Linked DNA regions of Homo sapiens: regions 1, 3 and 4 are each linked to region 2. The links are chromatin contacts, found by Hi-C or POLR2A ChIA-PET in ENCODE. All regions are on one chromosome and are shown on one strand. Each heading gives the region's core, a stretch centred on a gene start or an enhancer-like site at or near the end of the contact. The rest is flanking DNA. Distances are from core to core; before and after follow the strand shown. Region 1 holds the start of PRKCE (protein kinase C epsilon). Region 2 holds the start of COX7A2L (cytochrome c oxidase subunit 7A2 like). Region 3 holds the start of SOS1 (SOS Ras/Rac guanine nucleotide exchange factor 1). Region 4 holds the start of ATL2 (atlastin GTPase 2).

Region 1 (5,921 bases), core at 1,317-3,816, 3.3 Mb before region 2:
ATACAAAGACACTCTCCCTCCAACCAACATCTGTTCTATGGATAAATGCAGACCTGCTGCTCCTCATCCCTGCTCTCTGCCCCACTGTCCAAGCCCCTCATCTGCATACACTGCAAAAGGCTCCCATCTCCTAGCTACCAGCGTCAAGTTTTTTCCACCCCCTTCCTGTCCAAAAACAACAACTCCAAAATCACAGGTTTTCAGAGTCAAGGTCTACCTCTGAAATTAGTTATCCCTTCCACTCCCCCTCTCATATGCACTGCATTCATGAGGAAAGGGCCCAAAGGCCATGCATGGAAAAGAAATGGGGAATGAGTGGGAGCTCTGTTGTGGGGGCTGAAGGAAGCAGAGATGAGGGACATCTGTGAAGTAGAATAGAATGGCATGGAGTTCTCTGGGATTCCATAAAGGTTTGCCTGCTTTCCAAAGTGCAAACCACAAATCTAGAGTTCTACGCATGTGGCTTGTTGGAGCTTCCCTGTGAAACCGTAACCATGGTTTCAGGCAGACTACATCACAGCCATGAGCACAAAAACAACAGGCTCTCTCTTATTTTTCCCTAAAACTCCGTGTCCTTGAAAAAAATATGTAAGGTGATATGCCAAAGTGATCCATGTGCAACCTCTGACCTCTAGGACATTCATGAAGTTAGCTGGTTTTCAATAGAAAGCAATTGCTCTACACCACTTTTGAGGCTTAGATAGCTCTCTCACTTTTTGTGTAGACCAAAGAACCCTGAAAACATATACCTCCAGAGGAACGCTTGTACTTGCTGGAAACATGTAACAAACCTGAAAACACAAAAATCCACATCCTAAATTAATACCTTCCTTCCAAGAAGAGAGAAAAAAAAAAAAAAAAAAAAAAAAACAACCCAAAAACAAACACAAAAAGCAAAATGAAGGTTTGCTTCTCTCTGCTTGTCCAAGTGCCAAGACTGGATGCATTTGGTTTATAGTAGATTGAGACAAGACCTCTTTCCAAATCCTTAATAGTTTAATAATGGAATCAATTAACAACTCAATCTCATACTTAGAAATCGTCTTTTATTGCACAGTATCTTGACAATCAAAACAGAGAAACAATATAACTTTAAATAAGATTCAAAGCACTGACTTCCAATTACCCACAAGCAGAACCCTTCTTAAAATGCAACATTCATTCTGCATGGATGGGCAATGAATTGGACAAAACAAGCTCGACTGATGTTTCTGGGACCATAGAGGAGACATCCTGGAGGAGAACACATTTTTTCTACTTGTATGTCAGAAGATGAGCTAACCACCATGCAAGAGAATAGAAACAAGCCAGCTTCCTCTCGGAGGGAAAAATAAAGCAACTCCTCGCTCGGCTAAGCAGGACAAAGCCAGGACGTGCAAGAAGCCTTCAGTCAAAGGCTCCACGTGCCTTTCCAAGGACGGAGGGACCCACCCACACACAATCACACACAGCCAGCCCACCACGCGCCTGCGGAAGAAAGCCGGGTCCTCGGCCAACCTTCAGCACCAGTGGCCCAGGCTCTCCCAGTTTGCAAACCTCCCGCAGCACCCACCAACTGGAGGGCACAGAGGGAGCAGAGGGCCACATCCTCTTTCCAAGTCTCATCTTCCTCGCCAATGCCTGTTTCTCCCCAACTATGAAGTGAAGTGTACCTCCCCAAGGAAACTGAGACTTACAGGCACACACACCCCAGTCGTCAATAAGTCCCGGAGCCCTACGATCAAGACCAGCGAGTCTTTCCCCGGGACCCCACAACCGGGTTCCCGGAATGACGGGGAGGCGCCGCACTCACCCAGTCCTCGAAGTGGCGGCTCCCGTTCTGCAGCAGCTCCTCAAACTGGATGGTGCAGTTGGCCACGAAGTCGTCGTAGCCTATGGGGGCATCGTGAAAGACAGCCAGCTCGATCTTGCGTCCGTTGCACACATCGGTGACGAACTCGTCGTGCCAGGCCGGGCTGTTGGTCTTCTGCTTGGTGGCCGTTTGGCCGATGCGCGAGTCGTCCACATTGAGGGCAATGTAGGGGTCGAGAAGGAAAGTCTGCGGCCGGGGTCCCACCGCATGGCGCAGCGACCAGGCTGTGGGCTTCAAGCTCACGGCCTCGCAGATTTTGATCTTAAGAAGGCCATTGAACACTACCATGGTCGGGGCGGGGAGTGGGGGCCGGGGTCACTCCGTCTGCCCCGAGGGCAGGAATGAAGAACCGACGGCCCGGCACTCCGAGCCACAGGGACTCTTGGGTCCCCTTTCGCCCCACCCCGCACACTCCCTACACCTTGTGGCGTTGCGCCCTGGCGCGGGCGATTCTCAGCCAGTGCATGTATTTCCTCGCCGGGTTCCTAACGGAAAACAGGGAGGGGGGAGAGCTGGGGGATGTCCGTGTTTGGAGCAAGTCTCTCCCCCCGACCACCAGCTGCACCTCCAGAAGAGAAGACGAGCTGTCGGCTCCGCTGCAAGCCGCGGGGGCTGCCTCGCCGCCTCGCTGGCTCTCCGGCTCCGGACTGCGGGAAAGCGGGCGCCGCGCCCGGCGCTTACCTACCTTTCCGAAACATAATCCCGGGAAATTTCGACTCCGGGAGGGGGATGGGGCGGTGGGACGGGGCGGGGACGAGAACCGGGGGCGCAGATTTCAACCCGGATCCTCTTCGCACACTCAGCGCCTGCCTCTGACCGCGCGGGGCGGGGGGGTGAACGGAGGGATGTTCAGTCTATCCGGAGGGATGCATGTCGAGAGGAAATGGTCCTCCTCGGAGCCAAATTTTTAAAAATCCACAAGCCCCACGGCCAGCCGGGGCCGCCGCCTCCTGGGCGAAGCAGCGCCGCGCCGGAGCCGGCGATCGGGAGGCGCCAGGAGCCCGGAATCTCACATCCGCGCGGGCTCGGAGTCCGGGCGGCCGCCGATCCGGCTCGGGGGCGCAGGCCAGCACCGGGCGGTGCGCAGCGCGGCGGCGGGGCAGGGACTGCGACTCAGCGCGGCCCCACCTCCTGGGCGCCGGCGCCCGCCCTCCGCGCTCCCCGCGTCCCCGCTCTCGGCTGCCGCTCGCTCGCCGCCCGCCAGCCCGCGCTCCCCCGCGGTCTCCTCTCCCTCTGTCGGTGTGCGAGCGAGTCTCCCTCCCTCTAATGCAGGAAATGCGCAAAAGACGTCAGTGTGTGTGAGTGTGTGTGTGTGAGTGTGTGTGTGTGCACGCGCGCGCGCGCACGGCAGTGTTTGGGGAAATAGAAAGTTTTGCCGGTTGGGGGAGCAATACGGAAAAAGTGAGCCGAGGAGACAACGGTGGAGAGCTGGCGAGGCTGCCCGGGGTCGCAGCGGCGGGCGGGTCAGCCGGGGGGCGGGGACCCCGCGCGGGACCCCGGGGTGCGGCGGCGCTGGGCTGGATGCGCGTGCCGGGGGCCGTGGATGGCCATGGATGGGCCCCGCCGGGCCGCGTATCTCTCGGGGACCCTGCGGCCAACACTGTCTTTTAGAGCCGGGGATGGGGGAGTGGAGGGGGCCCTGTTGCCCTAGAGGCCTCGGGACCCTTCCCTTGCCCACCCCCACTCGGGCCGCGGCGGGCAGGAGCAGTCTGCGGAGTTCTGGCCCATCTGTCACTCTGTCCCGGGACGCTGTGATCCACGGCGGTGGGGGAGGGGGAAGGGGGAGGGACAAGCATGGCTCGGGTGAAGTTTTAAACTCTGTTCTTCTCTCTTGCCTTTCTTTGGGGACATTCTCCCCTTTGGGATCTGTCCTGGACTTCGCAGGCTGCGAGAACTTGTTGACAAGTGAAAGCTCGGTAGAGCCCCGGCTTGGTTTGTGGTCTGCTTATTTTTTGCAAAGTGACTGTTCCTGTTTGCGCTGGTCCTTATCGGTGCCCCTTTGGGGGACTTCGGCACTGATCAGCGCGCTGACAGCCGCCGTCCGGGCTGCGGGAAAATGGGGCGCGCCCTCCGGGGGGCGAGTGGCTGTGTCCTTGCTAATTTCCTCCGTAACCTTTAAACTCTCGCTGGAAGCTACCGCCGCGGCTGGTCACGTGAGGAGAGCCCTGGGCTGCTGGGGAAAAATTTCCTCGGCTGGGAGCCGGGACCGGGCCGGCGGCCGGCGAGGGACTGCCCCGCGCCCGAGACTGGGAACCTGGGAGGGCAGGGCCGGAGCGCTGGGCCCCGGGGCGCGGCCCAGCTGGGACACCCGCGAAGACGGCGGCGGTGAAGAGGTCGGCTCCGCTGCCGGGGAGCTGGGGATTATGCAAATGGGGAAAGAAAACCTCCGCCCTCGCCCTTCTGCCAAGTCAAGTCTGGGAATTTGTAGGTATTGTGGTAAGCTGAGTGTTCATCTGGCGGGTCTGGTTAGTGTAAACCAAAATTTAAAACGCGCCTCCCGATCACTTTTTCCTCAGTGGGTAAAGGTTATCATTGCCTGCGGCTTAAAAGCCTAAAAAGGCTTAAAGGCGAGGAAGGAGGCAGTCCCCTGGAAAAACAGGATATCAAGTGCAGCAAACACGTCCCAAAAATGATCCGAAAAGTTCTAGGGCCATCTCCTAAGAACAGGCAAAGCCTTTGCCTGCAACCGCTCTGGAGCTTCCTAATACAGTAATTTCTCGCAGCCTGCCCTGTTGAACAGGGCAGCTGGGTAGAGATGGTGCTAAGATTCAGTCTTCCGTATGATCTAGGTAGCTCCGATGTAAAAAGCCAGGATTTCAATGGTTGTCTTACCCTGTCACTCCCCCAGCTGGAGATACGATATCTTAAAATATGTCCGTTTGACAAAGCACAAGCAGGGGTATCTCATTGCTGTTTAATTTTTATTTCTTTGATTATTACTTTTTTCCCTTTTGCTTCTTCCTTCCACTCTGCTATTCTCATGAAGCCTCTTTCCCCCTTTCCAGGGCATGTGATGGAAGGCAGTGGCAAATATGGCTTGATCTTCTGAAAATGCATTTGGGAAGCAGAGCCAGCACCAAAGTGAGATGAGTGAGATACTTTTCAGAGGCAAAATGTAAAGGGTACCAATAAACGTAATCAAGATAAAGATTTAATACAATTTTTTAAAAATAAAAATGTGAGAATCCAGAATGGACACAATATCCACATTTTAAATAATTTTAAATATTGCACTAAAATATTTATACTACTGAGTTTATTGGCACCTGTTAAATTTTGTACCTGAGCCGAGTGCGTCACTCATCTCACCCTAGTCCTGATCCTGTTGGGAAGTCTGGAAAGTCAAGGATTTCATGGAGTTAGGGATCCTTGACTAATTGGTGCTTCATATGTTCTCATTACTTGCTTTGGGTAAGTCTTGTACAGGCAGGAGCCACCATGCCCAGCCCCCAAATATATTAAATAGGGTCTGTTACCATCTCAGTGACTGTCTTAAAACAACCTACAAACTTCCAGCACCATTTCCTAGCATGCTGGCTCAGCAGACTGTTACTCCGTGTAAATCACCAGACTGCAATTCTCAAGGGCGACCAATGCTTGTCTCCTTTCCATTACAGCAACTCTTTTGGAGCAAGGGTAATAAAAGACTTTGTCAAACAAAATACATGTTTTGTATTGGATTAATGTTTACATAAAAAGGGAGAATGCTGGTAGTCTGCATGCAAACACTGCTAGTTTCCTGCCCTTATTACCTCCTTATTTCTAAATAAATCTCTCGCCTTCCTACTCTCAAACTTGGCCAAATGAAAAGTTGAATTCCCCAGGGACATCATGGAGATGCCAGGTCCAAAATAACCCCCTGCTCCAGGTTTCATGTGAAAAGAAAATCCCAAGGAGGGGGCTTAGACGGTAAAATTCCAATAGGAAATTATTGCCAGCTTCATCCTTCCCTCAGCCCCTGTCTCCAATCCCAAAGGATAAGACAGTGGTTAGCATATACATTGAGTAAAATGACCTTTGGATTCCAACTATGGCCTAGTTATTTCATAATCTTTGTGAGAAGGAAGAA
Region 2 (6,196 bases), core at 286-2,785:
CTGGCTTACATGAATTCGCTGAAACCTTTACAACATATTGGCGGTGCTGAATACTTGGGGCTCTTGAACGTAAGCCTGCAACCAGGATGCTGGTGTACACCCTCACCCTGGAATGCTCAGCCTTGATCCTCCTCTTTTCAGAATGGCTTCATATCTATTTATTTGTAACATAGTGCTTAACAGTAGGAAGTCTTGAGCCAAATGCCTAGCTCTGCCACTTATCCCTGACCTGAGCAAGTTACTTAGCTTCTCCAGGCGTCATTTTCCTGTATTCTAAAATGGAGATGATAATAGCATTTACCTTATAGGATTGTTGTGAAGATTAAATGAGTTTAGGGCAATGCTATATATAGGTTAGTATCATCCATCAATTTGCAACATGATTTCATAAGTGCATCTAGAATATGCTTGTGTAAACCTATGGTTAGATGATGAAGCTAAGAAAAGCCTGAGTCCATCCCTGGAGAGTAAGAAACTAGTATACTCCTTTTACACAGTACCTTGCACACAGCACAGGCTTAACAGACATATTTAAATTGAACTGAAGCGAATACTACCAGAACTGAAAGTGGTAGTTCCAGATCTTTCAGGCTCAAGGTCCAGATTTTACAAGTGTTTCTGATCACCCTCCCCCTACCTCATTTATCGCAAAGAGCAGAGGCCAGGAAAAGGATGAATAATCAATGACCTTAAAACTCAGGTGAGAATAAAAACCAGTTCTGAGAAACCGTGTGACATTTACATCCTGGTACCTGAGCTTTAGATCACTCTGCATGTGTATTTCCTCTGCACAAAGCCCAGGAGGCTACTTTTATATTATTGGGGCAAATCTCCCAACAGCCCTGGGTACTAAACAGCCTTCAGCAGGTGCTTCCAAATTTTCTTATTTGCTTCAACTCCCAGGTTGCCAGGGGAAGCTTGGCCGACAAGTCTATACTCCTGGGCAGACTGAGCAACAGCAGGTGGTGGCTTCTGGATAAGAGGTGCTCTAGGTCGGAAGGAAATAAATGAGACTACGATCAGTTAAAGTTCGGTAAAGCAAGAGACGCCTTCAACCCGACGACCAGACGGTGGCTCCGCAGCACAGACTCTCTCGGATGGTGGAATTCCCAACCGGCTTCGATGTAGCCCCGCCCCTACCCAGACCACGCCCACCAATCACCGCCCTCTCCCCCCCAGGCCCCGCCTGGAGCCCGCCCCTCCTAAAGCATGCTCCACCTGACTCCGACACTGCCGGGCTTAGTCCGCCGGGCTTAGTCCGTGGAGCGCTTGCGCATTTCTTGAGTTGTCGTGGCACTGCCCAAATCTGAATGGGGGAAAGAGGGAACTTCATATTTCCTACAGACTCCGCCACAGCGACTTTGCGTGCTCTCTTAGAGCTGGTTTTGCCTTTCGTGGTCCTGAGAACCCTGGCTTTTGGTTCCCCAATGCGGCTTAAGTGTGCAGGTTTTAAGTTAGGCGATCTTCGGGCAGCCCTAGTCCCAGCACCGGGTCCTTGCGCTGAGTCTCGGGACCACAGCCGGGGAGGCGGGGTCCTTCTCTGGGGCGGTCGCGTTGGCAGCGGATGCGGGAAGCCGGACTCTGGGCGTCATGTACTACAAGTTTAGTGGCTTCACGCAGAAGTTGGCAGGAGCATGGGCTTCGGAGGCCTATAGCCCGCAGGTACGAGTGGCGCCTGGCCAGCTCGGACATGAGAAGTGGCGGCCCTAGCCTCGGCGACAGGCAGTCGCGGCGTTGGAGCCAGGGGAGGCTTCTGCCCGCGGTCGAGTTCGTCTCTGTTCTCCTTGCACCTCCCGGGGCCTCTCCACACCAGCGTACGGTGGTCACTGAGGCTTCTTTTTGTGTACCTGCTCACCTGGCGGGGGCTGGCCTGGCGTGGAAGTTTGGTCTGGCTCACTGCAGGGGTCAAGGTGACCCCCGGGGTCACTTGTCTAAAAGGGATGGTTTGTGGGGGTCCCCAGTGTGACCCGAGTCAGAGGTCCGGCCTTCTCCCTCAATTCGAAGACATCTGGCTTTCGGCCTCCTTGTCGTTTGTCATCTGCCAGAGCCCCATAGGCAGCCTCACTTGAGCTCGAGATTAGAGAGCGCGGGGCTATAAAGGCGTTTAGAGAAACCATGGTGCAGGGGGTTGGGGGGCTATGATCTGGGTTGGGAAATTTAACAGGTTACTTAACACGTCCAGGGAGGGAAGTTGCATGCAGCGAGGTTACACTTTCCCGATTGTAAAATATTTGACAGATGCTCGTTGTTTGGGTTGTCTGAAAAGTATTCCATTTCACGCAGATTCTACCAATTGGAGTTTGACTCTCCAGCATGTGTTGGGGGTAAACATGAGGGATTTTAGAGCCCCAGACGTGCCTTTTCAAATCATGGCGTTTTCCGCTTTAATTGTGTGACCTTGGCCAAGTTATTTAATTTATTGTGAGCTCAGTTTCATCCAGGGCGGCGTTAGTACACATTAAATGAAGTGTGTCAAGTGACTAGCAGTTTGGGCAGGTGGTTGGTTCTGGATAAGTGTTAACTGTTCACCAGAAGCTGTCTGAGATAGTATATTCCCTCCTAATCCTCTAGAGAAGTGTGGGAAGTGTCGGTGAGATACGCAGTTAGACTGCAGTAGTGAGGGGCCCAGATGAGGTGTAAAGGATACTCCATTACTGTTGCTTCATTTCCTTTTTCTGTGGGACACTGCAGCTTGCCCAAGAGGCAGATGTTTAAGAAAGATTTCAGGTCTGGTACCGTGGCTCACGCCTGTAAATCACAGCACTTTGGAAGGCCGAGGCCGAGGGTCGCTTGAGCCCAGGAGTTTGAGATCAGCCTGGGGCAACATAGTGAGACCCTGTCTCTAAAAACAAAAACAGATGATTCTAATCTCAGATAAGAAGGGCAAGTTTTTTTTTTTTTTTTCGGGGGTTAGTGGGGGAGTTGCGGTGGGAACGGGAAGGAAGAGTTTAGGGTTTATAAATGTTGAGTTTGTGATATGTCATGCTTGGTAGCAGCTAGATTTTTGAATATGGAGTTTAATAAACTTGGGTGTCTTCAGCCCATAGGTGGTAATTTGTAGGGAAGAAAGGTTGGATTATAGTTAGAGTATAGAAACATGAGGGAAGGGTGGAGAAGGAGAATGTGTTTAAAGAATAGTCCGGATGAGAAGGGAAACCAGTGTGGTCTCACTGAAACCGAATTGGTAATGACTTGTAAGGAAGGAATAGTCAGCAGTGTTGCACTTCTTTTACAGATTATGTGAGAAAATGGCCATTTCTATCATCTGCTTCTATGAAATGTATTCTCCAGTGTATGGATATTAAATGTTACAGTTTGATGAGTTTGGACAAACCCATGTACTGTATAACCACACCTCCCTCAATATGCAAGATGTTACATCATCCCAGGAAGTTCCCTTGTACCCTCTGTCAATCCCTGCCACCTTCTTATTCTGACTTTTATCATCATAAATAGATAGTTTTGCCTTTTTTTGAACTTCATGTAAATGGAACCAGCTCTGACCCAGGCTGGAGTGCAATGGCACAGTCACAGTTCACTGTAGACTCACTCCTGAGCTCAAGTAATCGTCCTGCTTTTGCCTCTGAAAATGTTGGAATTACAGATGTGAGCCGCCGTGTCTGGCTGCTCAAAAAATATTTTTGAGGTTAGTCCGTGTTGTACGTATCAGTAGTTAATTCCTTTTATCCTCTTATTCTTCTGTGGGATTTCATTTTATAAATATATCACAGTTTATTCTGTTGGTGGTAGTAGATGTTCTTTTATTTATTTTTTTAAAATATTTTTTGAGACAGGTTCTTGCTGTGTTGCACAGCCTGATCTCGAACTCCCCGGCTCAGGCAGTCCTGTCACCTCAGCCCCCTGAGTGGCTGGGGTTACAGATGTGTACCACCACACTTGGTTTATGTTCTTTTAATATATCTTCAGCATAATCTAGGTTTTGTTGCTTAGTAAGAAAAAAGTAAATTTTTCGACTAAAAACTGGCATATTGTAATAAAATGGGCGCTCAGCAGAGATTACCTTGCGATGAGTTTGATATAGATAGGGCTTTCAGATTTCTAGTACCTCTCCTCGTGAATCGTGTTTCTCTTGAGAATTTGAACTTCTTAGTTACTTAAAGATTTCTTAAACTATGTTGAAAAGAAGTGATACTGTGTAGGCTTTATATGAATTGTAAATTTCTGAGTGATTGTGACAGGTGCCCTCCCAACTAGGTGCTCTGACTTTGGTAATTAGGAGTACTTCAGCTTTTTCCTTTCCTGGAAACATACGATGAAGATGTTTGTAATTTGTAGTAGTAAGTAAAGTGAATAATTTGCCATGCACTAAATAACATAATATGGAAAAGGTGGTTCTGTAACAATTGCACAGGTAGAGATTTGTAAGTCAGCTTGACAGCAAGCAGTTGGTGGGATGGCATTTTCCATTGGTTGAAAGGCATCTTCCTTACCTTTCTCTGAATTGCGTCAAAAATAAATTGAGGCCAATAAGCACATGAAGATGTTTAACATTTTCAGTTATTAGAGCAAATCACAACCACAATGAGGTACCATTTAGTATCCACCAGAATGCCTAGAATCAAAAAGACAGATGATAACAAGTATTGGTGAGGATGTAGAGAAACGAAACATGTTACATTTGTGGTGGAAATGGTAAAATGACGCAGCCACTTTGGAAAACAGTTTGGCAGTTTGTTAAAAAAGGAAACGTAATTTTACTGTGTGATCTAGGAATTCCTCTCCCAATTAAGATGGCAGAATGGTATTCTAGGTAAAGGGAACTGTGAGAGTGAAGGAAGGGAGGGGGTCTGGAGGAGAAGCATTGGGTAGGTAAGTTTGACTGTGGAGGATGGAGGTAAATCATGAAGGGCCTAGTATGTAAGGACTTAATTTTGTGAGGCACTAGTAGGAAGTTGCAGAGCAACTTGATGCAGAGTTGTGGTAGTTTGTCCTTTCAGATGAGACAGATGTTGGGGATGAGGAGGGAGGGCTTCAGCATGATTGGTGAATTGGTGCTTTTCACAGTGACAGGGTGTTCCTGAATGGGCTTAGGAGTGAATTTTGGACATGATGAGTGTGAGGTGTCAGAAGGACATGGAGGTAGGTGGTGATGTCTAGCTTACCGTTAGAAATAAATAGAGGTCAGGTGCGGTGGCTCACACTGGTAATCCCAGTGTTTCCGGAGGCCAGGGCAGGAGAATTGCTTGAGGCCAGGAGTTTGAGACCAGCCTGGGCAGCAAAGTGAGACCCCGTCTCTAAAAAAAAAATAAGAAAAATTAGCTGGGTATGGTGAAGCGTACTTGTAGTCCTAGCTACTCAGGAGGCTGACGCGGAAGGATCACTTGAGCCTAGGAGATTGAGGCTGCAGTGAGCTGTGATCAATGCGTTGCACTCCAGCGTGGGTGACAGTGTAAGATCTATCTATAAACAAAACAAAACAAAAAGCCAAATGAATTGAGTCACTGCAGATTGAAACTGGTCTCCAGTCCTAAATCACAGTGGAAAAGTTCATACATTTCTATCATTTAAAAATTAAAATTATGGGGATCCTCTTTTCTCTCCACCCTCTTCCCCAAACCTAAGAGGTAGAAGAAAAGGAAAATGTTACAACCAACTTTTAGAGGGAAAATCATGTTTACTTTTCTCTTTAAAAATTTGGAGCAATTGAAATAAACTAGGAAGAACTTAATTACTAAACGTGGTTAAGGTTGAATGGCTCGTAATTAATTTTGGAGGTGGGGCTTATTTAAGCAGCTAAGAGATTCAGTATTAAAAAGTAAAGTATGTGATTTTTCTTGATCTATGGGCCACTTATTTTTAATTTTATTTTGAGACAGAGTCTCTGTCGCCCAGGCTGGAGTACAGTGGCGTGATCACAGCTCACTACAGCCTCGACCGCCTGGGCTCAAGTCATCTTCCCACCTCAGCCTCCTAAGTAGCTGGGACCACAGGTGTGCACCACTGTACCTGGCTAATTTTTTGATATTTTGTAGAAACAAGGTCTCACTACGTTGCCCAGGATGATCTCAAACTCCTGAGTCAAGTGATTCTCCCACCTCAGCCTCCCAAAGTGGTGGGACCACAGGCATGAGCCATTACGCCCAGCCTGTCCACTTTTTATAAGAACAGCTTTCAGTTGTTTTCTTATTGCTATGGGAATTGTGGATGCCCTGCCATCAAATGCCAGTTGATCAGA
Region 3 (6,542 bases), core at 369-2,868, 3.2 Mb after region 2:
CCACACACTTTGAAAGTGGGGAGTTTTTCAAATGTAAACCAAGTATGTATATTTTTATTTTTTCAATAAAACAATAAAGATGGGTCTCGCCAGCCTGGTCTCAAACTCCTGAACTCAAATGGTCCGCCCACCTCGGCCTCCCAAAGTGCTGGGATTACAGGCGTGAGCCACTGCGCCCGGCCGGTCTGTGTGTATGTGTGTGTGTGTGTGTGTGTGTGTGTATATTTTTTTTTGAATTGAAACGGAGTTTTGGTTTTGTTGCCCAGGCTGGAGTGCAGTGGCATGATCCCGGCTCACTGCAACCTCTGCCTCCTGGGTTCAAGCGATTCTCCTGCCTCAGCCTCCCAAGTAGCTGGGATTACAGGCGCCCACCACCATGCTCGGCTAATTTTTGTATTTCTTATGGAGACAGGTTTTCACAGTGTTGGCCAGGCTAGTCTGGAACTCCTGACCTCAGGTGATCCATCCGCCTCGGCCTCCTAAAGTGCTGGGATTACAGGCATGAGCCACCTCGCCTGGCCGGCCTGTGTATTTTTAAAGGAAATAACCTAAGAGTTGTTTTTCCAGATTTTCAAAGAGGTCCTGTAAAGATTAAGAACCACTGAACCTTTCTCGTTTATGTGATCCTGGTTACTGTTCTCAGGAATAGCAGGACACAATGTCAGCTTTAACCCAGGCTAGTTCCTCTAAACTGCCTTCTTATCGGTGAAATGAAAATAATAGGGTTGCTATGGGGATTAAATGAGATGATACTCAAAAAAATGATAATTAATGATAAATCATAAGGTGTCTGCCACAAAGTGCCCCTATTATAAACAAACAGTGGCCTGGAGGGACAGTTTATAAATACTGCTCCTTTAGCATTCCACTAACATTGACTGAGTGCCTGTTCTACACTGTGTAGAGGCCCTGGTGAAAAAGATCTGCCTTCCAGTTTATTATCTAGTCGAAAGAACCGCAAAAGATAACAAAACACAATAGACTGAACGCCCTGAGAGGGGCATAAGTGCAGTGCTCTAGGAGCTGTAAAAGAGGTCTCGATATCCACTGGAGGAAAGTGCTTACTGGAGTTCATTTCTGGAGTGGGTTTAAAAGATGAACAGAGGGAATCTAAAACATTCACACAAAATCAATACTACACGTACACATTTTATTATTTTGTGGAAAGACCACTTAGAAACACCGCAATCACTTCTACTACTCAGCAGATACTGAGCAGTAGGTTTCGTGACAGAGCACCTGTCTTTTGTCCAGTCTGTTTACTATACATTGCGTGCTCTGGGCAGTCCTTATCTTCGTGTTCAGGAACAAAGTACACACACCCCTTTCCGAAACGAAGGGCCCAGGGACTCCGAGAAGGGTGGGAGCCCTCACGGCCAGGCCACACAATGGGGAGCCTCTTTACCCTAGTCATCACCCACCCTTGCAGGCCCCACTTTGCCAGGGTGCGACTTCTCGGGCCCCTTCGCCCCTCCCCTGCAGCCCCCAGGAGCGCAGCCACAGCCCGGCCGGGCGCCCTCCCTGTCTCTCTCTCTCTTTCTCTCTCGAGCTTTCCTCCTCCTTCACCGGGAGCCGGAAAACCCGGAGCGAACCAGCCCAGCACGGCAGCGCATGCTCAGTAGCGAGCAGGTTCAGTTCGCTAGTAGGAAGCTCCAGCGCTACACCGGCGGCGGCGGTGGCGGCGGCGGCCGCGGCGGCACCTCAGGGCAGCCAGATTCCCCAACAACGACCTCCGGTCCTTCCCCTTCCCCGCGAGACCTCCGCCCCAGCTCCGCCCCGCCCGGGGCTCTTGCGTTTCGGAGTCCCAACTACGCGGAGCGGGCGCCGCGGCCGGAGCGTCCCTCCACACGTCCTCCCCCAGCCGCCAGCTCCGCCGCGGGGCCAGACCGGGCCCGGGAGTGCAGCCCCGGCGGGCGGGCGGCGGCCGCGGCAGAGGGCAGCCCGGGGCGGCGCCGGCGGGCCGGGGAGGGGCGGGGGGCCTGGCCCCGGGGCGGTGGTGCGGGATGCCGCCGCCTCCGGGCCGCGTCCGTTCTCCACGGCTGGTACCTGTGTCGGGTGGGTGGCCAGGCGCGGGCCTCGCCCCCCAGCCCCCTCGCCAGGGCTAGCCCGGCTGCGCGGCGCCCGGAGGGGGCCGGGCCGTCCGGTGGGGCCGCGGCCCTGTTCCGCGCTGCGAGCTCGCCCTCTCGCGGCTCCCTGGCCCGGCCGCCGCCGCCCCTCTCCCCGCCCAGAGGCGCCCCGGGGGCACCATGCAGGCGCAGCAGCTGCCCTACGAGTTTTTCAGCGAAGAGAACGCGCCCAAGTGGCGGGGACTACTGGTGCCTGCGCTGAAAAAGGTGAGGAGCACGCGGGACCCCGCTTCCCGGCCGCAGCCCCCCAGCGCGGGCGCTGGGGAAGGGCTGGGGAGGCGGGGCGCGCGCAGGGCCGTCTTTCTTCCCGGTCTCGCCGCGTCTCCAAAAGGACGGCGCACACGGAGAGGCCCCCCTCATACGGCTGGCTCTCGGTGTTGACATCCACCGGGTGTGTGGGAATGCCGCAGGGAGCCGGGGGGAGTTTATCCGGATAATCCAACCCCTGAGAGGTGAATGCTTTGCCCTTTGATTCCAGGACAACAACAGTTGGAGGAGCCTCAGTTTTCAGCGGAGGTCAAAGCAGGCCACTTTTCCGTCTTCTTGGTCTTAGCCCGGAGCTGCTGTCAGCCTACCGTTTTAGGTGTCCAGTACGCTGGTTTTAGTGGCTTGAGAATGCCCTGGCCGTAAGGCTTGCTCAAAGGAATTGCGAGCTCGCCTGCCAGTAGGAACGTGGCCTGCTCTGCTCGCCGTCAGTATTCACTCCTCATTCTCCTGGTTTCCCCCGCTCCTCCGATTAACAGGGGCTGGTGCACATGCTACCAATTTCAGGGGGGTTTTGTTTTGTTTTTGCAGCGTTCGAGATTCTTGGTGCTGTCATTTGGCTTGTTAAGAATTTTTAGCCTTTGTATGTTTAAGTTTGCTACATTGTTACCTGAAGTTACATACCCCCGATCTGTGCTTTTAAATGTTTTAGTATAATTAGGAAGTGTTCTTACGTTTTTAAAGCTTCTAAAGCAGCAGTGTGACAACCAGACTATTTTTGTTTTCTTTTCTTCATTTACCTTTTCTGTAAAGATTGCTTTACTCTTCTAATAGTGTTTCTAAATCCCAGTTTCTTGCTGCTCAAAGAATGTTTCATGCTAACTGCTTCTACTAAGAATGGAGATTATGTTTTACCTTTTATGCTAAACATTAAAAGGTGTCTGATATTTCTCAAAGGCCAGTAACTTTTACTTTCCCTTTTGCCCTGTTCTCCTCCGGTCCCTCTTGCTGTCTTACAGTGGAAACTATTTGGTTTTTCAGGAGAATTTGCTCATATATTTCTGGCTTAAATTACGGACATTTTCCCCTTCAAGTGTCTGACTAGTCACAAACATCTATGTAATTTTTTTTAAAAAACAGAAGAAAAGATGCCATATATCTTACATACTTTACTCCTTAGAAATCCCTTCAGGCTCTCACTCCTTACTTTTGCTTTACTTGCAAGTTTGACTTCTTAGCTTGTAATGGAAGGGGTGTAGGAGGTCTCTGTGATGCTAGAAGCTGGTGTCCGGATAGAGTAAGGGGAGACACGGAAATTGTTTAAAAACGTGTAAAGGAACTCATAAAGCATTGCCAAATAGGGGCCATTTTGCTTAGAGGCAAAAGCAGCTCCTTTCCCAGGGGAATCACCAAGGTATCAGCTGAGGATCCTTTGAAGCAGTGGAAAGAATATTGTAGGAGTTGACAGACGTTGTTTAATTCTGCCACACTGGTGGCCCTTGCTGAAATCTGTCCACAAAAGCATTTTGTTTGGCTGGCATAGTGTTGTTTTATTTTTAAATGTAATTAGTTGCTAATATTTGAAAATGGGAGATATTACATAAAACCTGAATTTTCGGCTTTTCTTGAAGAATAGGAAGGTCTTGTCATTTAGGGCCTGTATTCAAGCGAGGCACTAAACTGCTGGAGTTGAGTAAATGGCTCCCTTCTTTAGACAGGTCATGTATCTCCACCTTACCACAGCCCCCACTTGTCCTTTTTGCATATTTACATAAAACAGCTTTTGACTTTAAGTTAGAGATACTTTTGCAGTAGAAGTGATAGGAGGAGGTGGAAGTGTACATAATCTAGCTGATATGTAAGGTTCTTCCAATTCTTATTTAAATAGCCACTAACAATGATTCTAAACAAGATTGAAAATACAGTATGTTTCATATCTGGATATGCTGTTGGTAGCTCAAAACCTACGTTTTTACTTGCCTGCTGGACATTTCATGTGGATATCTCCATATCTTGATTTCTTCCTTTGATTTGTTATTGAATTATTCGTAGATACATCCGACTTGTGTTCTCTTACTCTTACCTGAGGCTCTTTGGATATGCTAGTCCCTTCATCCTTCTTTGCCTGGTCCAACACTACTCATCCTTCTAGACTCACTCAACCTGAACTGTCAAATCATCAGGGCTGAGTTGGATATTACTCCTTTGTTTTCTTTTTGCACCCTGTCCTAGCTCTGTGAATTTTAAGTTCCTATTTACTTGCCTATAACTAGATTGGATGCTCCTTGAGAACAGGGATGATATCTTACCCACATTTTATTCCCCATACTTATAGTGCTTGACATCTGGTAGGCACTCAATTTGAATAAATAGGTGAGGGGATATACAAACTAAAACTATCACTTCTCTCCTCCACCTGTCATTTCAGTTTTTCTTCTCGATTAATGGCTTTATTGTTACATTTGACTGGTTTAAAATGTTGGGGTCATCTCTGGCTTCTTTGTATTACTGTGCACACTCAGGTAGAGCCTGTATGTTCATTTCCCTTTGACATGTTCTTCTAGTCTATTCCTCCTCCGACTTCTCTAATTGAGTCTCCTTTGTCAGACTACTGTGATAACTTCTTAATGGGGTTCACTGGCCCCCACCTCACCTTCTGTTTTTCAAATCTCACCAGTTATAGGACACTTCTGAACATGTCACACTCAGAATTGTTGATGTCTTTTGAGTTCAACCTATGCTAAAGTGCACTTTTTAGCATAGAATTAACAGCAATTGATATTTGGCTTCATCCTGCTTTTCTGACTGGATTGTCTACCATAACCTTTTATCTCCTTTTTGCTTTAGCCAGTCCGGACTGCTACTTTTCCTGAATATGGCTGGAATGTCCCACTGTATCTGTTTCACCGCATCTATGAGTCTAAGTCCTATCTTATCTATTGCACAAATATATCATGCCTACTATAGACCAGGTATTGCCCTTGACACTCAGGCTAAAAAGGTAAATGACAGGGCCGGGCGCAGTGGCTCACGCCTGTAATCCAGCACTTTGGGAGAGCAAGGTGGGCGGATCACGAGGTCAGGAATTCAAGACCAGCCTGGCCAACGTGGTGAAACCCCATCTCTACTAAAAAATACAAAAATTAGCCTGGCGTGGTGGTGGGCACCTGTAATCCCAGCTACTCGGGAGGCTGAGGCAGGAGAATAGCTTGAAACCGGAAGACGGAGGTTGCAGTGGGGCGAGATTGCACCACTGCACTCCAACCTGGGCAACAAGAGCAAAACTCTGTCTCAAAAAAAAAAAAAAAAAGTAAATGACATAATCAGAAAAGACTAAATTAGAACATGATGGGAAGTGGCAGGGCATGTCTGGAGAGACAACTGGTTTATGAACAGTTTTTATATATGTTAAGCTAAGGAATTTAAATTTTTTCTTGGGTAATTAGAAGCCATTGATAAAGTTTCTTTTGTTTGTTTTTGTTTTGTTTGTTTGTTTTGAGACAGAGTCTTAACAGGCTGGAGTGCAGTGGTGCGATCTTGGCTCACTGCAGCCTCCACCTCCTGGGCTTAAGCTATCCTCCCACCTCAGCCTCCTGAGACTGTAGGCACACTGCCACATCCAGATAATTTTTGTATTTTTTGTAGAGATGGGGTTTCACCAGGCTGGTCTTGAACTCCTGGGCTCAAGCCATCTGCCTGCCTCAGCTTCCCAAAGTGCTAGGATTACAGGGTGAGCCACTGTGCCCAGCCAATAAGTTTTAAGTAGGGGAGTAACAGCACATTTTAATTTTAGAAAATTCACTTTGGCCATAGAATGGAAAATGGTTTGGAGAAGAATGAGACGTAAAGTGAGGAGAAAAGTTAGAAGCCTAGTTTAATAGTCCAGTCAAGAGATAATACACATTTGAACTAAGGGTGCATTTGAACAAGGATGGAAATATGGATGTGGATTTTATTTGAAAGAAGTTTACAAGGCAAAATTGACAGGATCTAGTAACTCACTGAGTGATTGGGGGAATGGTAATGGAACAGGAATAGTCTTGTTTCTGACTTGATTGTCTTTAGTCAGGATAGAGAATGTAGGAGAAGCTCTTAGGATGGAGAGAGGAGTGGCATAATAAGATGATTTTTGGAAATGTTGACTTAAAAGTTTGGGTTATTCAAGTGAACTTCTCCAACTGGCTATTGGTTGTTGGTATCTGATTAAGCAGA
Region 4 (5,741 bases), core at 388-2,887, 4.0 Mb after region 2:
GTGAAGATTTTTTTGCCCTTCTTCTCCTCCTCCTCCTCCTTCTTCTGCTTCTGCTTCTTCTTTTTCTTCCTTTTCAATACTACGTTTTTCAGGCCAATGATAAAACAGAAAATGTCTTGACAAAGTGAGCTCTCCAAATCATATATCACAAGGACGTAAGAGGAATATCACTTAACAAGTTGATAAAGATCCTGCCATCAATATGAACGAGGGGGAAGGGTAACTGTACTTTAGATTGTGGAGGTGGTTCAAGTCCCAGAACTAGAATCTTAGTAACTCAAAGAATATTGCCAAGAACACGTATATAGTTATTCTCCTAGATTTATGTGACAATGATGACAAACTCCATATTCTGTTGAAATATATTTGGATGGGCCGGGCGCAGTGGCTCACGCCTGTAATCCCAGCACTTTGGGAGGCTGAGGCGGGTGGATCACGAGGTCAGTAGCTCAAGACCAGCCTGGCCAAGATGGTGAAATCCCGTGTCTATAAAAATACAAAAATTAGCAGGGTGTGGTGGCGGGGGACTGTAATCCCAGCTACTCCGGAGGCTGAGGCAGAGAATTGCTTGAACCCGGGAGGCGTGAGCCACCATGCCCTACCTAGAATGGTATTTTGAAAGCTTTAATAACACCAGTGCTTTTCTAGAGATTGTGCATGCTGTGAATTTTAGACTTATGAAAAGACCTGGACAAAACAGCTGTTTGTACACCCGGACATCTGTTTTTACTGGAGAAGAGGAATTTCTAATGCAGCTGGCAGTATGGTAAAAATCCAAAGGGATCATGTTTCACAGACGCCTCCACGGGCTGACTTGTAATTTAAAAAGTGACCTGAACTTTCTACTGGATGTCACTGGATCCCCAGAAGAAGGTTCATCACAATTAGGTAAGAACCTGCCACGATTCATTTTCCGATTAGAGTGCTTTCTGGCATGCCTCTGCAAGGTGCTAGGAGCACAGGGCCAGGGTATACACAGTTGAGAAGATGGGGGAAGGTCTCATAAGTAGATGGGGAGCGAATGCAAACAAACCTTAGGATGGTGGGGGGGAGGGGAAGCAACAGTAGGGACTTGGGTGAGGAAAGAAAAGATCAAGAGGAAAAGCAGGGCACTGGCAACAACTTGGGGGGTGGATGGGGAGAGAGGAGGGGAATGGCTGTGATGAGGAGGGGGCGATGAAAAGGAGAGAAGGGGTGCGAAAGCCACCTCACGTGCAGGACGCACGAATCAACGATTAGAGATGTAAAGCGAATTGGGAGGGAGGGACTTAGTTCTCTGGAGCTCCCTTCTGCGTTTGCAGAGCCTGGCCCAGCGCTAAGGGGGTGTGGTGCTGAGCTCAGGGAGGTGGGGGTGTGAGACGGCGGCGGCAGGGACACCCCCGCCCCAGTCCAACCAGAAACTTGGAGCCGGGGAGACGGATCTGCAGGCGGGCAGGGCGAGGGCGGAGCGAGCGAGCGATGGGCGGGGCGGGGGCGGAGGGAGGGCGAGGAGATACAGGCGGAGGGCGAGGAGATACAGGCGGAGGGCGAGGAGATACAGGCGGAGAGCGGCGCTAGGACCCGCCGGCCACCCCGCCGGCTCCCGGGAGGTTGATAAAGCGGCGGCGGCGTTTGACGTCAGTGGGGAGTTAATTTTAAATCGGTACAAGATGGCGGAGGGGGACGAGGCAGCGCGAGGGCAGCAACCGCACCAGGGGCTGTGGCGCCGGCGACGGACCAGCGACCCAAGCGCCGCGGTTAACCACGTCTCGTCCACGACCTCCCTAGGTACGGGCCAGCGAGGCAGAGGCCGCGGGGCCCTGATGGGGAGAGACGCTCGCTGCTCGGGCTCGCGGGCACCGGCCGCAGGCGGCGGGGTCGGAGTCCGCGGCTGGTTCAGGTCTCCTCCCGCCGCCGCGCCTGCCCGCCGGGCCTAGCCTCAGCCGCGCCCCGCGCTCCCGCAGCGCGCGGCCTGAAAGGGCGGCTCGTGGGCCGCGGCTCCAGTAGCTGCTGGGAGAACCAGTGGCGCGCGCGTCTGCGACCGGCCCGGCCCCCTGCCCGCCAGCCCGCCGCGTGGCTGCCGCCGTGTCCGCCCCGACCTTAGGGGGCGGCCTTGAGCCGTGGCCGCCTGCCCGGGGCGCGGGGAGGTCGGCTGCGGCTCCGCTCCGTCCGGCGAGCTCCGGACGCGGCGGGGCGACCCGTTAGCTGGTGGGCGTTCGCTGTCCCTTACGCGGACAGGGAGGAAGGGGTGGCCAGGGCATGATGGGCCCCGCGGAGGAGGAGGTCGCGCGGGGAGCAGACACCTTGCTGCCGGGTCCGAAAGCTCCTTAGACACCCTTCCTGGAGGGAACCGCAGTCCGCAGGCCAGGGCTCTGTCCCCGGGCTCGCGTTTCGGGGCTCCTCGGCTCCCGAACCCATTCGCGCGGGTTGTGCGTGGCTAGGGTGCAAGTCTAGATTTTCGTGTCAAACTGGGGTTATGAGCCGTTTACGAGTCACTTGGACGATAGTAAGGCCTGATCACTCTGAAAGTGTCTGTAGTGTGAAGTCACCTGATCCTTGGCTCCCTGGTTTTGCTGAATGTGAGCTCCTACTGTACGTGTACCAGGAGCGCCCCTGCCCCCTCGAAGACGCAGTTGCGTTGGCAGCGCAGTGTATCCCTCTCACTCATAACACCCCTATTTATAGGAGTTTAGCGTTTGATCTCTCACTGTGGTGCGAATTGATCGCATGAAATCCTGATTGAAAATTTTGATGGTACTTAAGAAAGGCATAAAGTTTTTTCAAAGGCTTATAAATAGTAAAAGCCTACGATTTGGTAAGTACGGCCAAGATAAGAGTTTATTATTAAATACAGATACGAGCTCGTGTCTTAAGATTTCTTTTTTTACGGTGTGTAAAGGTTTTGCTGGATAAAATGTAAAGCATTTTGGTATGATGTTAACCACAAGGACTCACTTTAATAGGAAAGTTTATTTGAAATATACTTCATCATTCCTGGTAGTTCTTGGCGCATGTCAGAGGTGATGACAGACTGGAGTTTTGCTAAGGGAAGAAGAAAAGGAAATAAAGCTTATTTTATTATTGTCTGCCAACCAAAACGCTTGACTGTTTGTACAGTGGTAGCACTCTGTAGAATAAAAAACTACCAAAGAAGCAGCTTCGCCTTAGATGTGTGCTGGTTGGATTTCTTAAGTAATTAATTGTTTTGGAATGCGGATGGATTAATTTCGCTCTTTTGGTTGGACCCTAGGGGAAGAAGTGTGTGTTCTTTTCTTTCTTTCTCTTTCTTTCTTTCCTTTTTTTGAGGTAAGAGTTTTAGATGCAGTTTCAAAATATTCTATGTATTTACCTTATTAGAAGAAACATAAATTTATACTTCAGTTATGGTTGTGAACGTTGTTGTGCTGTGGTATCTTGAGAAGAGATGATACTCTTCAGATTGTTGTTGAAATAGGGCCCACCATTTATTATTTAATAAATGCTTTTGTCTGCTACTCATAGGTTTTTGTCCTTTGTTTTTTAGGACGGATCAGCAAGACCTTCACTTGATAGCCATTCCTAGCAAATGATTGCCTAAAACAGTCCCTGTACCTGCTAATTTGCTCCGAGTCACTCATTAATGAGTTAAAAACTAAATGAGCTTGGTAGGATTTGTGTTTAAAGTGAGAAGAAACAGACTGAATGAAAAGGACTCATCTATTTTTGACTGTGTAGAAACTCTTTGTCTCCCTCTGCTTCCTGGAGAAATAGCTTCAAAAACCAAGTTGGGGTCAAGTGTCACTTGAGTAGTTTAGTGTTAGGGAGAGGCTTTGTGTTTATTCTTTTAGGAATGTAGGATCTTTAGAAAGCAAATAAGTACTCATTTTATTGGCTTTTTAAGTTGATAGGATTCTGTAGATATGATTAAATCTATTTAGTAAAGTGTTTTGAAATTCTTCGAAATTATTTAGGGAGAAGTAGCTGCCTTACAGTAAAGATATTATAGGGAAAAGAAACCCTGAGTGAAAATAAGATTATGGCCTTAAGTCGAGTGCACATAGGTGTATTTCAGGATTCGTTTTTCTGTGACTGTATTGTAACTTTAAAGTTTTGGAATATTCACAAGTATAAGTAACTTTCTTGAAATTGTTAGACCTTTTCCAAAATTAGGCTTTTTCCACAGTTGGTATTAGGCAGCTAGCTGCTAAGAGTACGGGGAGACTGATTAACTAGTTTGATAATGCTGGATGGAGTTCAACATATATTTTTTAAATTTTGGGACTTCATAGCAAGATGTATTAAAAAATTGTTGATGGTCATTTGGAAGACCTGTTTGACACACACAATTGTCAGCAAAGCTGTTTGTCAGGCCCTTAAAAAGTTAAGAGCCAGAAATGTAAGGCATAGGAGTAGAAGTTAAACTTTTTGGTAATGGTGGTTTAGAGCTTTACAGCGCAAAGATTTTCTCCAGATAGGTGCAGGGAAGCAGCTTTCTTCTTTTCTTTCTTGTTTTTAACGTGTAATGGTATTCTGATTTTGTAGACATTTTGGGTTTTCAAAGTCCAGGTGTATTATTTACTTTCTAGAAAATTTGAGAGTTATTTACTTTAAGGAATGTAGATGTGAACATAGAATAACTGAACTTGATTCCACAGTGAATTCATTACTTTAGTAGTTTTCTTCCTATCCGTTAGTCCTCCACACAGCACATGATACACAACACTCGAGGGCTTTCTCTATGGCTTTAAAAATGGATAGCAGGCTGAGTGCGGTGGCTCACGCCTGTAATCCCAGCACTTTTCGGAGGCCGAGGCAGGTGGATCACCTGAGGTCAGGAGTTCGAGACCAGCCTGACCAACATGGAGAAACCCCCTCTCTACTAAAAATGCAAAATTAGCTGGGTGTGGTGGCGCATGGCTGTAATCCCAGCTATTTAGGAGGCTGAGGCAGGAGAATCGCTTGAACCTGGGAGGTGGAGGTTGCCGTGAGCCGAGATCATGCCATTGCACTCCAGCCTGGGCAACAAGAGCGAAACTCTGTCTCCCCCATAAAAAGGATAGCAGGAAGAAAGTACCAACCTGAAAATATGATGGCAATAGGATAATACTTGGTAGATATTATAGAAAGAAGTAGAACAATTAGTAAAGGAAGTAGAACAATTCTGTTTGTTATGGTCATGGAGAAGCATGAAGTATTCAGAAGTGCAAAGCCAAAATAACTTTTACAGATGATTTTCCAAGTTATGGAACGTGTCTCTGTGTGCTTGGGTATATACACATATTGCTAAACTTGGATACAGTTTTTTAAAAATGTGTGTATTTAAGTAGCCACCTTCACTACCTACTCTGAGACAAATGGCTGTGTGGTGTATGGTCGGATGATAGTTACTAGAAACAACTTTTAAGTCATAAAAGACTAACATCCTCTGTTTTCCCAAGGAGATAATATGTACTTTTGATTGACCTTGGATTTGGTCTTCGGACCAGTACAAGTAGAATGTAGGGGATTCCCTTGCTAAGCTACTAGCTTAATAAAAAGTATTCATACAACTCCTGTTCATACAACTTTATGATTGGTCCCCAAACAACCACTTAGAGGCTAGCTGGATATCCTGCTGGCCAGTAACTCTAATAACTTGTTGGAGAAGTATGTAACTGGTGAAGAATACTTATCTAGGTTCTCTAGTAACATTTTATCTTTTATTGCAAAGATGCTCTGATTGTGGCGGCAATGCTTCTTTAATCATAGGGAGGATAATGTAGTGGGAAAAGAATGAGGAATCA

The links. A loop is a pair of places that touch in the nucleus more often than their neighbours do. ChIA-PET counts read pairs that join two places held with the same protein, here RNA polymerase II (POLR2A). Pooled maps may share reads with other maps.
Region 1: a loop to region 2 is called in a map of CD8-positive, alpha-beta T cell, with 15 times the contacts of the local background. The contact joins the promoter of PRKCE here to the promoter of COX7A2L in region 2. A Hi-C loop is called at or near these places in 3 of 168 maps with a recorded cell type or tissue (CD4-positive, alpha-beta memory T cell, CD8-positive, alpha-beta T cell and naive thymus-derived CD4-positive, alpha-beta T cell) and 6 of 50 pooled maps.
Region 3: a loop to region 2 is called in a map of natural killer cell, with 16 times the contacts of the local background. The contact joins the promoter of SOS1 here to the promoter of COX7A2L in region 2. A Hi-C loop is called at or near these places in 2 of 168 maps with a recorded cell type or tissue (B cell and natural killer cell) and 11 of 50 pooled maps.
Region 4: a loop to region 2 is called in a map of naive thymus-derived CD4-positive, alpha-beta T cell, with 22 times the contacts of the local background. The contact joins the promoter of ATL2 here to the promoter of COX7A2L in region 2. A Hi-C loop is called at or near these places in 1 of 168 maps with a recorded cell type or tissue (naive thymus-derived CD4-positive, alpha-beta T cell) and 8 of 50 pooled maps. POLR2A ChIA-PET finds 5 or more read pairs at or near these places in 1 of 52 experiments (Panc1).

What each region holds. Positions count from the first base shown.
Region 1 is chr2:45,648,320-45,654,240 of GRCh38, reverse strand. PRKCE (protein kinase C epsilon) reads right to left here and starts at 2,566. Exons shown (of 15, transcript NM_005400.3): 1 at 1,793-2,566. The coding sequence starts at 2,140. LOC102724965 (a long non-coding RNA gene) reads left to right here and starts at 3,026. Exons shown (of 2, transcript XR_005647119.2): 1 at 3,026-4,276; 2 at 4,858-5,514. RefSeq lists enhancers at 1,888-2,508, 2,997-3,291 and silencers at 2,667-3,136, 3,307-3,406, 4,037-4,136.
Region 2 is chr2:42,356,556-42,362,751 of GRCh38, reverse strand. It overlaps COX7A2L (cytochrome c oxidase subunit 7A2 like), which reads left to right and starts at 1,535. Exons shown (of 3, transcript NM_004718.4): 1 at 1,535-1,662. The coding sequence starts at 1,591. RefSeq lists enhancers at 795-884, 1,445-1,504, 874-1,617, 1,525-1,844, 1,618-2,362 and 1 more and a silencer at 1,075-1,244.
Region 3 is chr2:39,116,127-39,122,668 of GRCh38, reverse strand. It overlaps SOS1 (SOS Ras/Rac guanine nucleotide exchange factor 1), which reads left to right and starts at 1,618. Exons shown (of 23, transcript NM_005633.4): 1 at 1,618-2,333. The coding sequence starts at 2,247. RefSeq lists a silencer at 1,749-2,468 and an enhancer at 2,669-2,748.
Region 4 is chr2:38,373,169-38,378,909 of GRCh38, reverse strand. ATL2 (atlastin GTPase 2) reads left to right here and starts at 1,637. Exons shown (of 13, transcript NM_001135673.4): 1 at 1,637-1,767. The coding sequence starts at 1,650. RefSeq lists silencers at 1,218-1,267, 1,338-1,497, 1,718-2,217 and enhancers at 1,468-1,717, 1,544-2,043, 2,044-2,545.